Linked DNA regions of Homo sapiens: regions 2, 3 and 4 are each linked to region 1. A link is a contact called in ENCODE Hi-C or POLR2A ChIA-PET data. All regions are on one chromosome and are shown on one strand. Each heading gives the region's core, a stretch centred on a gene start or an enhancer-like site at or near the end of the contact. The rest is flanking DNA. Distances are from core to core; before and after follow the strand shown.

The links. A loop is a pair of places that touch in the nucleus more often than their neighbours do. ChIA-PET counts read pairs that join two places held with the same protein, here RNA polymerase II (POLR2A). Pooled maps may share reads with other maps.
Region 2: a loop to region 1 is called in a pooled map, with 7 times the contacts of the local background. The contact joins two enhancer-like sites. A Hi-C loop is called at or near these places in 1 of 168 maps with a recorded cell type or tissue (natural killer cell), 2 of 37 single-sample maps with no recorded cell type and 4 of 50 pooled maps.
Region 3: a map of GM12878 shows a loop between it and region 1 (9-fold over the local background). The contact joins two enhancer-like sites. A Hi-C loop is called at or near these places in 1 of 168 maps with a recorded cell type or tissue (GM12878), 21 of 37 single-sample maps with no recorded cell type and 7 of 50 pooled maps. POLR2A ChIA-PET finds 5 or more read pairs at or near these places in 2 of 52 experiments (GM12878 and activated B cell).
Region 4: a loop to region 1 is called in a map with no recorded cell type, with 13 times the contacts of the local background. The contact joins two enhancer-like sites. A Hi-C loop is called at or near these places in 4 of 37 single-sample maps with no recorded cell type and 5 of 50 pooled maps. POLR2A ChIA-PET finds 5 or more read pairs at or near these places in 1 of 52 experiments (GM12878).

What each region holds. Positions count from the first base shown.
Region 1 is chr2:213,231,742-213,234,533 of GRCh38, forward strand. No RefSeq gene overlaps it. Among named protein-coding and RNA genes, the nearest start is that of SPAG16-DT, 51 kb to the right of the region's middle. Within about 2 kb of position 1,395, at least 6 of the 41 ENCODE cell types and tissues checked have a DNase peak (open chromatin) inside an H3K27ac peak, as active enhancers do; they include GM12878, where a contact is called at or near this core.
Region 2 is chr2:215,810,481-215,813,180 of GRCh38, forward strand. All of the region lies in intron 1 of LINC00607 (long intergenic non-protein coding RNA 607), which reads right to left. Among named protein-coding and RNA genes, the nearest start is that of LINC00607, 32 kb to the right of the region's middle. Within about 2 kb of position 1,296, at least 2 of the 41 ENCODE cell types and tissues checked have a DNase peak (open chromatin) inside an H3K27ac peak, as active enhancers do.
Region 3 is chr2:216,004,996-216,007,695 of GRCh38, forward strand. All of the region lies in intron 1 of MREG (melanoregulin), which reads right to left. Among named protein-coding and RNA genes, the nearest start is that of MREG, 7.2 kb to the right of the region's middle. RefSeq lists enhancers at 1-40, 51-200, 1,117-1,166, 1,757-1,806. Within about 2 kb of position 1,361, at least 8 of the 41 ENCODE cell types and tissues checked have a DNase peak (open chromatin) inside an H3K27ac peak, as active enhancers do; they include GM12878, where a contact is called at or near this core.
Region 4 is chr2:216,056,503-216,059,213 of GRCh38, forward strand. PECR (peroxisomal trans-2-enoyl-CoA reductase) reads right to left here. Exons shown (of 8, transcript NM_018441.6): 4 at 2,393-2,474. Among named protein-coding and RNA genes, the nearest start is that of PECR, 24 kb to the right of the region's middle. RefSeq lists enhancers at 1,446-1,625, 1,686-1,745. Within about 2 kb of position 1,294, at least 9 of the 41 ENCODE cell types and tissues checked have a DNase peak (open chromatin) inside an H3K27ac peak, as active enhancers do; they include GM12878, where a contact is called at or near this core.

The DNA of each region.
Region 1 (2,792 bases), core at 145-2,644:
ATCAGACATTCTAATCATCTGTGGAGGTTTAAATATAAAATATATTTAATATGTATATACATGTTAGGGCTTCGTCCCCACAAATTCTGTTCAGTTAGCCTGCCTTGGGAGCTATGCATTTAAAATGGTCCCCAGGTGACTCTAAAATGTGTCCCTAATTAAGCTGTCTTTTTGCTTTCATAGATCTTTTAATTCTAAAGGTAAGGTTAGCTTTTCTCTAGTATTAGCAGGCACAGCTGGAGAAAGAACATGCTATTGATTCCCCAGAAATTCTGTTTTCCAATCTTATGTGAGTTTGGCTAGAGTAGAAAAATAAGAATGTGGGAGATAATTAATAGAGTATCTAGATTCCTGAGGGCCCATCACCATGTCCACCTATGTACAAACTAGAACTGCTTTTGTGTTCTCTTGTTCTGCTTGATCCTTACAACATTTGCCCACCTGCTGAGTGAATTTTTAATACACCAGTGCGAGCATTTAGAGTTCTTGTTAGAAAATGGTTTGACAGCAGTACATGATATCTCAGTTCAATGTAGCAAAAATATTTGTGTTTTATGAAGTATTTTCTTGAACTTTGATATTTTTAGGTTTGCTTTTATTATATTACTCCTTAAATATAATAACTCATTGTAATATCTTAAGTGTTATTATAATGTAACAAAAATGATATGTTCTTGAGAGGGGATGGGGTTGCCTAACATACGGCCAGGAGTGGGCAAAGCACTCTGTAATCTGTAAATAATAAAAAAAAAAGTGGAATCAAATTAAAAATCACCTTCATGAATTTAATGAATCATAAGATGTTGATCCTTGCACAACAGTTTGTTATGCACACATTTTGCATACCACACCTTTTGCAAAAAGTTAAGTTCGCTTTTTTAGAAAGTGTACATAGTTCACCTTCATCCGAGGAGACGGTTCAAAATAACTGTGAAAGCAAGTTTTAAAAATAATTATAAACCTACCAAACAGTAATTGTAACAAAGGCAAGCAATGCAGAAATATGAAAAATAAAAGGAATAGTTGCCCTTCTATCCTGTACCTCATGTTACAGAGACATATACTGTGTGTCACTCCAGGACTGTATTTATATAGAAAAACACACATGCATATGCACACACACACACAAACACACACACTCTCTCTGTCTCTCTCACCAGAGGCTTATTTTTCTTTTAACAAAAATTGTCCCTTTTTACATGTGAAAAATGGTCCCAACAAATGTTTTAAGGCATTTCTTAGATGCCTAAAGATTAGGAAACACTGTGCTTGGGCTAATTTTGGGACTCTGAGGATATGAAGAGTGAAAAGCTGTTCATACCCAATTTTTCTGAATGTCAGGGAAAGGTACACCTGTTTTCAAGTCTTTACATCTCTGTGTCTCCCCAGGGGATAGAGCTTTTACTCAGGGGATTTCTGGTTGGGGGAAGAGGGTCTGCACCACAGTCTCACTCTAAGTGATTATTATCACACCGGTAAGTTTCCACTGTGGCTGCTGCGTGCAGGCTGTGAACACATTTGAAGTCAGCAGGGGACCGTTAGAAACCTCCCCTTTGCTGAGACGGAGCTGTAGAAACTTCTGCTTCACTGAAGCATACTTGCAACCTGCGGTCAGTCGCTTCTTTTTTCATGCAGTGCTGTTTTAAACTGTCTTCTATCCCACAGAGCAAAAACATACCCAACAAAAAACAGTACAAACAATCCCCATGAGTGTTTTTGAATTTTCCTCTGCTAATCTCATTGTTAATGGTATGAGGTCTTGCCAGGAGCCATTTGTGGTTTAGACACACTAAATAACATAACATTCACACAGTTAAAAACAATTAATATTAAGCATCAAATCAAAGGCTATTTGATGAAAAACATAGGCTAACTGACTTTTCTACCTATCTTATAGAAACGAATTTCATCTTTTTTACAGGTCTCTGATTGCTAGATGAGGGGGCATATTTAGTAATCTGCAGAAGATATAGGATGCTACACTTTAATAATGACATAATTGCATAAATTGCACACTAAGTTTGCATATTAGATTATCAGCCAAAGATTATCCTGTGTAAAATAAAAATGCTCTCCATTAGTTAGTGGAAAGTGATTCAAATCAACCTTGCCTTATCTATGGTTGTCCTTAGCTGGCAGTGGATTTAGCAGTACTTAAATCTCTATTTGGTATGAATTGAAAGGATGTTGTCCTTGGTTGACAGCACTGATTTTTCTATCAAAAGGAGTTTAAGTAGAATTACCATGTATAGTAGAAATTTCAGAAGGAATTTAAAAGTCATGCAAATAAAAAGGATCCCACAACCATTATCTCTAATCTACCCAGGACTAATTAAATTTCTGTTAAAAATACTTTGAAGTTCACATTGTATGCAAAACAGGATATGAGAAGTTTATGTGGTTACAGGTATTATTTGTCTTCCTAAATCATTAAAAAACTATAAGTTAGAGACAAATCAAATCCCACCATCAACTTATTTTGAAAACAGTGGTAGGTCATGGTGATGAGGCACATCCAGAAAGTTATTGGCTTTATTTATTTACTTGTCGTTTGTCTTACTAATAAATCATAACATTGTTATAAATCATAAGCCTTCAAAAATGATTGAGACTATAAAAAGTAATAATCATGATAATTTTGTTACTTTTACTAGTTTAAAAGACATCAGAACCACTAGTTAAATAAAGAAATTGCTAGTTTGAAAACAGACTGAATAAAAGCACATATTCTTTCAATTTATATTGGTTATGGATGCTGCCATTGGATTAATTTCATCTTTGGCATTTGTAAT
Region 2 (2,700 bases), core at 46-2,545, 2.6 Mb after region 1:
CAATCATGCACCTGTAATCCCAGCACTTTAGGAGGCCGAGGTGGGTGGATCACCCTCCTCGAGGTCAGGAGTTCAAGACCAGCCTGACCAACATGGTGAAACCCCCATCTCTACTAAAAATACAAAAATTAGCGGGCGTGGTGGTGCGCACCTGTAATCCCAGCTACTCAGGAGGCTGAGGCAGGAGAATCTCTTGAACCTGGGAGGTGGAGGTTGCAGTGAGCCAAGATCTTGCCACTGCACTCCAACCTGAGTGACAGAGCGAGACTCTGTCTCAAAAAAAAAAAAAAAAAAAAAAGGAAAAGAAAAAAAGAAAAAGAAAAAATGGCTGATTCCAAGTCTGAGAAAGGAAAAGTAGAGGATGAGCCTAGAACATTTTGTCATACTAGACAACGAGGAGGCTCTCAGAGATTACTGAGATTGCTCAAAAGATTCAAAAGACAACTTGAATAGGTTGCCACTGGCCAAAGATAAACTAATTCGACACTTCAGAACACTCACTTCCATTCTTTGAAATCTGTGCTTCCTAGGTGGCTATCTTCAGACTTTGCATTTGAACACTTTAAACTAGATTTTGACCCTTTTGATTATTTTAGGATGACATTTTGGTGACCCAGATGGGACCCAAAGCAAGCCGCCAGTGATCCCCACCATTTCACCAACAACAGTCAGGGCACTGGTATTAGCATGAATGACTTTTGTTCACTCGACCTCACTAGAGCCAGGAGGAGTCTCTGGTGAGGTTCCTCTTCAAGTTCAAATCTCCCTGATTTTTGTTGATATTCAGACCTTATTCAAGCCACCTAATTCCACGCTCAATAGAGCTGGAATTAAAGCTCTGCTTTTCAGGTAAGGTTTTGGGTTTTGTTCTCTAGAGATTCTGCTCTTTGCAGGTTTTGTTTTGTTTATTTTGTGTTTTGTTTTGTTTTTATAGACAGAGTCTTGCTTTTTTTTATAGACAGAGTCTTGCTCTGTTGCACAGGCTGGAGTGCAGTGGTGCACTCATGGCTCACCGCAGCCTCAAACTCCTAGGCTCAAAGAATCCTCCCACCTCATCCTCAGGAGAAGCTGGGACTGTAGGTGCAGGGCCACCATGCCTGGCTAACTTACTTTCTGTAGAGACAGGGTCTCATTATGTTGCCCAGGCTCATCTCCAATACTTAGCCTCAAGTGATCCTCTCAAAGTGCTGGGATTACAGGCATGAGCTACTGTGCCTGTCCTATAGATTTAGGTTAACAGTTGTTTGTTGAACTATGCATTAGAGTTTGTGCAGCCTTTGCTCTCATTCGCACTATGGTCAGGAAAGGAAACCATTTCTCTCTCTGAAAAGAGGAAGTGAATTTTTTTGTGGTTTAAGCAAAGTTTGTAATTAAAAAAAAAAAAAACTGGCTAAACTTGGAAGCTGGGTTCATTTGACATATCTAAAGTCCCTTCTGAGTGGCCAAAGCCAGGGAAAAGCTTTTAATCAGAATGAAGATAAATCCTGAAGATAAGGGACACTATTCTTCCTGGACAAAATGTACCTTAGGCAACTAGGTTCCTGTGGGAGTGTTTGAGCTCATTGCTTGTGATGTGCAATGGTCCCATAGGCAATCCTCAAAGAAGAACACAGGGGGAATCTTGCTTAACCCAGGGGGCCCCATGAAAGGCTGCTCTCCCTGTGCCTTAAGCACCCAGGACTCATGGGTTTTGCCAAGATGTGTAAGAGGGGAGAAGCAACTCGTAGGTGACACCTTGAGGAGTAATCCTCATTGGGCAGCACACCACATCCAAAACATCTTTCACTTTCAGCTTAAAAAGAACTTAATTTATGGGCAGTTATCTATGTAAAACCACATCTTCCTTCTGAAAGGAGAGATCAACCTATGGAAACTCCAGTTGGATTCCTAGGCAATACTTATGGGGCCACCTCCTGTCAATATCTAGAGAAATAGTCTTAACCCGTGAAGACACCAAACTACAATGGCCAAAATGAGATACTTTTGAAATACCTAAATTAGTTTATTTACACACACAACTAGAAAAACAGCTCTAAAATTAAACAATAATTGGGAGAGTTACTTCCAATGGTACTTAGACCTTTTCAAGAGAGGCTCTGACAAAGTTCTTTCCCTATAGGAAGAAGACATAAAGCTCTCCAAAACCACTTCTGAATTAAAGACAACTGCTTTAATATGCAACAAATGTTAGGCTGTGGTGAGCTCAGGTAATTGAGACTCCAGAAGCAAGTAGAACCGATGTATTGAACAGGCGAACTTCTAGGGGATTAAGGATATAGATGACTGTTAAAGGTCAGCATCCCCCTAATTCTGTCCTTCACATTACAATCTCTAGGTCCAATCATCTAAACCCTGTCACTCTTCTACCTCTGGCTTCAGATGAGAGGGCACAAGATTGCAAAATCTTAACCAACCGCTTCTCTCTCCCAGACAGACCTCCAGGAGACTCCCCTTCCTAGCACTGATGTTGTTTGGTTTACAGATGGATCTAACTTAAAGGATGAATCTGGGACTTATTGTGCAGGTTATGCTATAGTATCTTTAATGGGAGAAATAGAAAGTGATTGCCTTCCAGGAGCCACATTCACTCAACAAGCAGAACTGGTAGCATTAATCAGGGCCTGTCAACTGGCAAAAGGAATAACTGCTAATATTCATGCAAGCAGCAGATCTGCTTTTGGAGTTGCTCATGATTTTGGA
Region 3 (2,700 bases), core at 111-2,610, 2.8 Mb after region 1:
GCGCTGAGGCAGGGGTGTGGGTGGTATATTTGAGGAACCAGGGGAAGCCAGTATGACTGAGAGATGAATAATTAATTTCACCTTATATGCTGACTTTAAACCATACTTAATAGCCCAAAACTGGAAACCACCCAAAAGTCCACCAAGAGTAGAATAGGGGAACAAAATGGAATACAGTCTAAAGCAATAAGGACCATGAACAAGGCTACATACAACAACACGGAGGAATCTCACAAAGCTCCACCAACAAAGTGAGTTCTATGAGAACACACAGTTTGATCCCATTTATGCAAAGTTTAAAGGCAGGCAAAACAAAAGTACATCTTTAAGGTGCACACATAGGTGGGAAAGCTAGAAGTCTAGACATGATCAAGGAGGAGATAAGGGGCTGGCAATAGCTATCTCTTGCCATGGAGGTGGTTACACGAGTATTCACTTTCTAGTTATTCTTTTTTTTTTTTTTTTTTTTTTTTTGAGACAGGTTCTAGCTCTGTCACCCAGGCTGGAGTGCAGTGGCACAGTCTTGGCTCACTGCAGCCTCTGCTTCCCAGCTTCAAGTGATTCTTCTTCCTCAGCCTCCAGAGTAGCTGGGATTATAAGTGCCGCCACCACACCAAGCTAATTTTTTTGTAGTTTGAGTAGACACAGGGTTTCACCATGTTGGCCAGGCTGGTCTCAAACCCCTGACCTCAAGTGATGCACCTGCCTCGGCCTCCCAAAGTGTTGGGATTACAGGTGTGAGCCAACCATGCCCAGCCTATAGTTATTCTTTATACTGAACATATTTGTGTATGTTTTTTGTCTGTAATATCACACATTGGAACACAAGTTTTTAAAAGATTTTTGTAAAAAAAAAAAAAAAAAAAGCTAAGTAAGAGCCAATTCAGGACAGTGTCAAACAGTTCAGGGGTTCTTTTGTTGCACACTATGTCACCAAAATTATTTCCTAAAAGGGCACAAAAGAATAGAGTGCATGGTATATAACTGTCACAAAACAAAGATTTATTAACCAGACTAAAATGACTTCAGGTGCTAACAGAATAAACTATTTTACCCAGCATTTAAGCAGAGTTTATACTTTTTAAACATAGGTGGTGTAGTGATAAAATCACTTCAAGAGTCTAGAGAATAAAAAGTTGCAAGAAACTCTCACATGATGTGTAGGAGAAAGAAATTTCATCTTCTCGGGAACTTCCAATGGCACTATGACTAATGCAAGTCACAAAAAGAGAAGAGGGACGCTGTGGCTTGCCGGGGAAGAAAACCTTTAAAAGTCATCCTTGTGAATTTTGGACAGCTGACTTCTTATAAAGAGCTTCCCTCCTACGCGTTGGGCCTAAAGCCCAGTCCCTGGGACAGCACTCATGCACCTCTGGCCCTCCCCTATCACTCCCCTGTCTTTCAAGAAGGCAAAAGCACCAGCCTTGCAATGGGAATCTTCCAGCCAGGGCACTTTCCTTCAGTAAAAACCCTTTGTGCCCCTGCAGGCACTTCCTGTGAATCATTGTCCGGCCCCGGAGCTACCGGCTTTGCAAACTGCAGGTTTCTGCAGGAAGCCACAGATGAGGTGTGCCAATCTGCCCAATCTGCTCAGAGACCTGGCTCCGGAAAACCCAATAGTATGTGCTGGGAAAAAAGTCAGGCCATCTGGGCCCCGGTCTGAGAAATCTCACTGACATAAACGTACTCGTCAACTTTCTAAAAGCCCTTCCAATGGGGAGAAGATGATTTGGTCAGCTCCAAGGTCATGTGAGTCCACACCGTAAAATGAAAAACCCTACAAATGTAAAAGATTATTATACTTCTAGAGTTGGTGGTGATTCCCTTTTACATGTTGTGAGCCCTCCCTTACCCCCACCCTTCTTTCCCACTGGCACCTGGTTTCCCTAGCTTCAATGCAGGAAAAGACCCAGTGTTTCTGGACCCTGGGCTATAACAATTCAGGGAAAGATTCAAACTCCAAACACAACTTCTAACACACACCACGTAAGCAGCTAGTTCCATACCTCTCTGCACACCAGAAGGGCTCTGCTCTTTCTATGGCATTGAAATCTACTAGCATATGAATCCCAGTTCGACCACGTGTGCCTCTAAGCAAGTTACTGAAGTTCTCTGTGTCTCAGTCTCCTCAATGGCCAACTGGGGATGGTGGACATAATTACAGCCAATCTTCATTATTTGGAGATTCTGCATTTGCAAATTCGCCCACTCGTCAAAATTTACCTGTAACCCCAAAATCAATACTAGTGATGTTTCCAAGGACATTCATGAACATGCCTAGAGTGACAAAAAATTTAGAGTTGCCTGAGACGCACAGCCCCAGCCGAGGTCAAAAGGCAACACTCAGGCTTCTTGGTTCAGCTCTCAGATTGGAAACAAGCGTCCTTTTTGTGATCACTTAGCAACATTTTATTTATTTATTTATTTATTTATTTATTTATTTATTTATTTTGAGATGGAGTCTCGCTCTGTCACCCAGGCTGGAGTGCAGTATCTCAATCTTGGCTCACTGCAACCTCCGCCTCCCAGATTCGAGTGATTCTCCTGTCTCAGCCTCCAGAGTAGCTGGGATTACAGGCATGTGCCACCACGCCCAGCTAATTTTTGTATTTTTAGTAGAGATGGGGTTTCACCACGTTGGCCAGGCTGGTCTCATACTGCTGACCTCAAGTGATCCACCTGTCTTGGTCTTCCGAAGTG
Region 4 (2,711 bases), core at 44-2,543, 2.8 Mb after region 1:
CTGAGGTCAGGAGTTCGAGACCAGCCTGACCAACATGGTGAAACCCCGTCTCTACTAAAAATACAAAAAACTACTGGACGTGGTGGTGGGTGCCTACAACCCCAGCTACTCAGGAGGCTGAGGCATAAGAATCACTTGAACCCAGGAGGCAGAGGTTGCAGTGAGCCAAGATCGCCCCATTGCACTTCAGCCTGGGCAACAGGAGCAAAACTCCATCTCAGAAAAAAAAAAAAAAAAAAAGGAAAGAAAGAAAAATCAGAGTGCACAATACATAGTAAGAATGTTTGCTTCACGAATTTTGTTTTGCCTATAGACACATATACACATATGTGTTTACTAGGTCAAGATGTAAAATTTCTTACTATGAGTCATGGTCCAAAGTGTGAAGGCCACTGGAAAAGGAAACGATTCTTAAGAGAACAAAAGCAAGAAGTATCTGAAACACTTCTTTTCCATGTTAAAGACAAGCTGTGTTTTTTTTCTAGCCAACCGAATATCAGAAAAGCCAGTGATTTCATTTCAAAAATGTATTTTAAGAAAAGAAACTCTCATTACTTCTTACATATGCATGAAAGAGGACACATTTCACTCATAAAGGAACTACAACTTTTCTAAAGGGCAGTTTGGCAATATCTCTTAAAATTACAAAGGCATTTGGCTTTGGACTTAGCAATTATACCTCTTGCAATTTAGGCTACACACTATCTGATGTACAGAAAATGTTACTTACTGCAGGTGTTTAGTTTGGTTTTGGTAATAACAAAAGGTTGGAAACAACCCAAATGCTCACCAACTGGAAAATGGTTACACAAATCATTCCTTACTTATGGTTTATAAAAGTGGCATATTAGCCATAAAAAAATAAGAAGAAATCTCTTTAGACTCTGTTAAGAAAATATCTCCAGGATATTTGCTTCATTTGAGAACATCAAGATACAGAATAGTGTTTATAGCATCCTAAATTTGTGGTTAAAATGTAGGAAAAAGATATGCCCCCAAAACTATTAACACTAGTTGCCTGTGAGGATGGGAAATGCCAGAAAGAACCTACAATCTGAATTATTTCTTCCAAGATGCTAAAATAGGTAAATACATTTAGTAAAGAATAATGAGCAGGAAAAGAAGGTAGAGTGGTATCAATGGCCTGCACACCATTTTTTACTCTGTTTTTAGTAACATCACATTGATTTCCACTTGAGGAAGTACCTCTTGCCTGTTCTCAGTCCATGTCTGAGCGATGATGACCACAGTTCCTCATTCCTCAGGCTGACCATGCATAGCAGAGCAACCTCATTTCTACAGTTTTTGGTTAATGACTGAACACATAACCAGGCAGGGTCAGTTAATGAGTATCCTCTCTGGGACCTGCTGGCACCATTAATATTGTTTTTGCTGGCATGACTTGAGAGGCACTCTCTCACTGGAGAGTTAAGAACAGCTAGAGTGTTGACCTGTAACTCTTGCTAGTACTCGCCTTTTGCCACACCTAGAGACAGCCTGCCTGAGAATGTACGCAGACATGAAGAAAGCAAAACCAAAAGGAGAGGCAGCTTCCTGCTAACATTGTGGCTGAACCTAACATGCCCTTTCCGCAGTGGCTCTGCAGGTACCAGGATCCCCTCCAGGGCTTGCACGACGGCTGCGCTCTGCCCCCAGAGTTTCTCTTGCAGCAGATCTGGTGTGGGGCTGGATAATTTGCTGTGCTAACAACTTCTCCCAAGTGATGGGGATGTGGCTGGTCTGGAAGCCACTTTTGGAGAACCACTGCCCTAGATTTTTACTTAAGCCAAGTTGAATTTTATTTTTATCCTATACATGTTTGGGAGTTCTGCATAATCCAGGAAATGAGCAGGGTACTAAAATTTGCATAAAGGAGGCATGCTGTCTGTGTACAGAGTGGCTAATCAGAGGCACAAAACCTTAGAAACTTTTGGAGAAAAAATCCTGGATTATCTGTTAGGAGGAACAACTTAGCAGTCCTGTGTAAAATCAAGTAGCTATATTAATGGTATTCAAATCTAAATTAACACAGATTAGTTTCATTTCTATACTTTAACAAATAAGCTATTCCTAGACAGTGATGGCCAGTTTAGTCACATCGGGATTAGAGTTGCCCAAGAAAACACAAGACATCCAGTTTAATCTGAACATCAGACAAAAAACAAATACTATTTTCCCTTTCCTTGGTAAATCTGGCAGTCCGCATCTGGATGAAAATGTTTTAGAAGTACTTTGAATTTTAAGTTCAAATAAAATAAAATGTTAACTGTTAGAATCACAGCTCATTAAAGGTATTAATGATCTTGATTTAAGAAATGTTCCCTAACATGCTTCCCCCAATCAGAAGACAAAACTCAAAGACTTAGAAAGAAAACTATATAAAAACGCTTACACAGCTAATGGAAATCCAGCTTTAGTAGGGACAATGATATTGACGATAGATCCTCCATGCTCTTTCATCCAGGAGCTGTAAACTGCAGGATAGAGGCAAACTCAATCATTAAATTTTTAAAGTATCCTGGCCCTCCTGATACCTTGTTTCAGCACACTGCCTGTTTGATATGTTTTACACGTCCATTTACATTTCCTTATAAAAAGCCTGACTGAGGTAAAATTTATACATCATAAAATTCATCTACTTTAAGTGTGCAATGTAATGACTTTTAATAAATATACGGAGTTATGCAACCATTACCACAATCCAGCTTGAG